Linked DNA regions of Homo sapiens: region 2 is linked to region 1. A link is a loop called in an ENCODE intact Hi-C map of the cell type or tissue named here. Cell type or tissue: ascending aorta. All regions are shown on one strand.

Region 1 (2,500 bases):
AAAACAAAAATGATTGGATTTTTAAGCTGACATTCCAAGTTCCCGGTCACAATAACCTGAAGTGAAATGGTGATACAATTTCTTCACAATCTTGTGATTCAGCCTTAATACATTCTTAAAATACTTATTTGGGTCTATTCATAACAACAATAAAAACCTATTACGACAGGAAATATATCCCCTAAAATATATTCTGATACTTGACAAAAAAAAAACACACACACACACACATTTGTCTTCCAATAATGCCAGAGGCCACTGGTTTGTAGTCAATTCAGAAAGAAGTCATTCATGAGGAATGTTTTTGGCTTCCAAAAACATTCAAAAAAATCAGAACAATGGAATCTCCTTTGGCAAATATGAGACATGAGACTATTTCCTCAGGGCAATCCAGATGTATCTCTGAGGACTCAGCTCCATAGGAATCAACATGATCTCCAGAGAATGGTGCAGGTCAGCTGGGGCTGTCCTCTCTCCACTACCACCCAGGCTTGAGCTCCCTTTCCCTTGCTCCTGGTCACTCTACTAACTTCCCAACTGGGCTCCTCTACATCTCCAAAGGAAGGTACTTTCTTACCTTTGCTCCAGTCAAGCTGAAATATTCACAGTTCCCTAGATAGGCCCTGACCCTCTCTGGGTTAATGACTGTGCTCAGTCTATTTTCTCTTCCTATAATGCTTTCTTCTCTTCCCCCCTACAATATTCCACTCCAGTCCATGATCCCATTCTTCCAACATGAGTCATTTCCTCAGGAAGACATTCCTGATCATTTCAAAATCTCCTCAGATGTGTCTCTCTCCTCCACCATATTTTTTTTTTTTTTTTTAGGCGGAGTTTCCTTCTTATTACCCAGGCTGGAGTGCAGTGGTACGATCTTGGCTCACTGCAACCTCCACCTCCCCGGTTCAAGCAATTCTCCTGCCTCAGCCTCCCGAGTAGCTGGGATTACACGGACCTGTCGCCGTGCCCAGATAATTTTTTTGTATTTTTAGTAGAGACGGGGTTTCGCCATGTTGGCCAGGCTGGTCTCGAACTCCTAACCTCAGGTGATCTGCTCGCCTCAGCCTCCCAAAGTGCTGGGATTATAGGCATGAGCCATCGCATCTGGCCTCCTCCACCATTATTTCTTTATCCATGGCACTTAGAGCATTAGACTTGAATGAGAAAGTAATCAGAGCTATCTATTTTCTTTATCGTTATGACACTTGGTACCTAACACTATGGCTACATAAAGAGCTGATCAAGAAATATTTATGAATGAATCCTTCTATTAGGTCTGAACTGTATCCTTCTATAAGGTATGAACAGGCTGAGAGGTCTTGGAAGTGGAAGAAATAAAATGGGATTCCATCTCCAGACTTGAATTCTTCTCCCAGAGGCAGAACACCAGAATTGATGGGAGCCAGGCACAGTGGCTCAGGCATGTAATCTCATCACTTTGAGAGGCCAAGGAGGGAGGATCGCTTGAGCCCAGGAGTTTGAGACAAGCCTGGGCAACATAGCCAAGACTCCATCTTTACCAAAAATAACAAATTAGCTAGACTCAGTGGTATGCGCCTGTAGTCCCAGCTACTTGGCAGGCTGAGGCAGGAGGATCTCTTGAGCCCAGAAGTTGGAGACTGCAGTGAGCCACCATTGGGCCACTGCACTCCAGCCTGGGTGGCAGAGTCAGACCCTGTCTCAAGAGCACAAAACGGCTGATCTGATGAAGCACATAGTCTTATTTCATGCCTCAGTGAAGACCAGAATGATTGGCTGTGCCCAAAAGAAGGGCACAGAGTCCCTCAAGAGGGGTGAATTTAGCTTCTCCAGAAGGGCACCTAGAGCAACAGAGACTTTCCCTCTGGGCAGCAGAAAAATGTCCACAATGCCATCATATGGTATAGAAATGTACTGGGCTTCTGTTGTTTTTGCCAGAACATGTTCATTTCTCCCCTTTTCTCCCCCCATCACATGGTTCAGGTTCAACCATTGTCTCCCTCCCTGAGTAAAGAAAAAAATTATTCATGACACTTTTTAAAGAATGGTAAGGGAGACTTTACTGAGGGAAACTATCAAGATAGTTATAAGGACTACTGCAATGGGGCCTTGCAGTGGGGAGAGAAATTGGGCTCAACTCTGAATACAATGAGGAAAAGTAGAAATTTCTAGCCAGTTGGGGGCAGGGGGACGGTGTGGATGGATGAAAAATTACTAAGAGGAAACATCGGGGGTGAGAGGTGATTCTGCCTAAACCAAACTAACAAGATTATTGCTGAAGGCTGCCTAGGGGAGGGTGGGAGTGAAGAATTTGGTGAGATATTTGGCAATCAGATACTAAAGGTGGGGGATTCTGGCTAAATCAGCTTAACAAAATTCTTGTCAAAATTGGGTGATACAAAGACAGACATGAAAGTACAAAAGTCAAGGCCTGGTTGGGAAGAAGAAAATTCAGAGGATTCTGACTAAAGTTTGGTCAAGTAAAGACTCTTTGTTACTCCCAGCATCCAGGAGGGGTCAG
Region 2 (2,500 bases), 67 kb before region 1:
GTACCACGTATAAGGAGGTATTTAATAAAAGGAATTGGATTATAATAATGAAGATATGAATCATGATGATGATAAGTGGATGATAAATTACTTTAACTCTTCACTCCGTGGGCACATGCCCACAAGAGTGGGATCTTCAATTTATATGGATCCCTTTAATTTCTACTACGCTTCACAGTTTTCAGGCAATTTTATCTCATCTATGCCTCAAAACTCGGAAGGACAGACATTATTAATAGTAGTGTTTTTAAACTGATGGGATAGAAGCTCAAAAATAGCAAGTGACATATTCAAGTTGTCACAGTGGATAAAGGCAGAAAGCCAGCACTAAAACCCCACCCTTGCCTGTAGGCTGGGACTCTGAATTATACCTCTCGAGCAGAACACATAAGCTTTAAACTACTTTATGTTTTTGAACCCTGATGTTATTTCTTGAAGATTTTAAGGTCTTTAAATGAATGGGTTATGTCTTTTTTGTCACTGAATTTGCCTGTGCGCAGAACAGAACCTTGTATACAATAGGAGAAACTCTCAATTAATGTTTATTAAAGATAATGATATATGGACTCAGCATATGGTGAGATCAGCAACATCTATTAGCATAAGAAGGGGCTGGAAAAAATGAAAGTGAGCCTAACCTCAGTCTACCAAGAACACAAGGACACTGTCTCTACCTTTGGTGTCTGGATCTTGGGTGGGAGAGGGTGATCAAAATTTGACCTCAGTGTGCCAGAGTCATTTTATCTATAACATAAGGAGATAGGACTGGAAAATTTCCGTGAGACCCTTCATTATTAGAATGCCATGATTCTAATCGCCACTTGAAAGTTCCTGAGAAAAGAACCATGTGAATGGCAGAGAGATAAGGTACTACGGTTCAAATCTTCTCTGGTTCTTTATGAAAAGCTTTAAGTCTCAAAATATCTGCTCTGCCTTTTCTTAATAAGTTGTGCCCATGCAAATCCCTATTCTCTCAATGTAAGCACAATCACCAAAAAAGAGAGACAACTACACCCTAGTGAGAAGCTCCACAAATACACTCTCTGGAGGTCTCCCTGTCAGGTTCCTACTTCCACCTACACCCTTTATCTCTAAGTCTCTGCCATCACTGATGCTGAAAGACATTTTTTTTAAGGTAGGATCTTCTAAATCCAGCCCTCTGTAAATCCTTGCCCCAGATCTGAGCAAACTAATTCTTTAGGTTAAACCCAATCTTTCTATCTCTCCAGAAATGTGGGAGAATCAAAGAATCAAAACTCAAGAATTCTCATGGCCTCCGTGTTAAAAATAGCCGTGTCTTCAAAAGATTCTGACGTCAGATTTCAAATCCCAATTCTCAGTCCATCCCATTGAATCATCCATCATTTAAAATGTAAGAAAATTTTCACACAGGTCTTTCCTGCCTCAGTAGTCAACCCAACCCAGCAAAAGCCTCACACAGCATTCTATCCTCCAAGTCATGTTTTGGCTGATGGCCCATGGAAATCCCCTTTTAAGGAAAAAGAGAAGAAAACTAAAAATATGAGAGTAGTCAGCCACTCTCATACCACCCTTGAAATAAATCACCAATGCCCAGAATTCCCTCTTCTTCTCTAGTTTTAGATAACTATGTATTATAGTGGGAGATGATGATGATGACATTGATGACAATGATGATGATGTGAGCAATAACAATGAACATTTTTGAACATTATCTACACTGTCCTAAGTGCTACAGATTTATTTTTTCCATTTAATCTTAACAACTTTCTCCACTAGTATTATTAAACCTATTAGTTTCCTCATTTCACAGATAAGGCAACTGAGAATTAGAGAAGTTAAGTAACTTGTCCATTGCTCTGGAGCTGAAAGACAGAATTCAGACCCAGATATGTTTGATTCTAAATCCTCCAAACATTTGACTTTCCTACTTCTCAGAGACGGGAGGCAATAGTGAAACTGAGGGGATTGTGCAGAGCCAGGAGAGGGTGTAGAAGAAGAATCTCAGGAGTGAGAGCTGCAGAAACAGGATCGCATCAGAAGCTACCCCTAAGGAGGAGAGGATAAGCACAGGAATGCCATTTAGACAATTATTCTTAAACCAGATTAAACCCTGAAAATCCATTAAATTGGAAGCATCACTCTCATTTTTTTTATAACCAAATTTAAGAATGCCAACTTTTGGGGAAATTCCATAATTTGCAGATACTGAAATAGTAACAATAACAACTAAAAACACCAATTTCCTTTCTTTCTTTTACCACCTGTGGACCTTATGGGGTAAGGGGCAGATGGTAAATTTGGGGGGAGGCTAGTCTATTTTGAATGTTTATTTACAAGGCTACATTCATGCCATCCACCAAACACCATCTGCTGGGCTATTTCTTCCATGAAACTAGAGCATTTTGTTCCATAGCAAATAAAAGTGCGACCAGAATTCTATCAGCATGCTGTGTTTGGGAGAGCACCAACACTTTTCAAAACCAGCTTTAATCTTTCTCCAAGTCCGATGCAAAGAAGG

The links. Hi-C counts contacts between places; a loop is a spot of excess contacts. Peaks named below come from ENCODE experiments on the same cell type or tissue, not always from the same donor. Only the 100,000 strongest peaks of a DNase experiment are listed, where the experiment ranks them.
Region 2: it touches region 1 in a loop (4-fold over the local background); 4 of 110 quality-filtered maps call a loop at or near these places.

What each region holds. Positions count from the first base shown.
Region 1 is chr2:67,917,163-67,919,662 of GRCh38, forward strand. No RefSeq gene overlaps it. Among named protein-coding and RNA genes, the nearest start is that of LINC01812, 93 kb to the left of the region's middle. RefSeq lists an enhancer at 2,488-2,500. In ascending aorta, no CTCF peak of the experiment used is centred here; DNase peaks (open chromatin) are centred at 478 and 1,549; H3K27ac peaks cover 2,500 bases.
Region 2 is chr2:67,849,797-67,852,296 of GRCh38, forward strand. No RefSeq gene overlaps it. Among named protein-coding and RNA genes, the nearest start is that of LINC01812, 25 kb to the left of the region's middle. In ascending aorta, no CTCF peak of the experiment used is centred here; no DNase peak of the experiment used is centred here.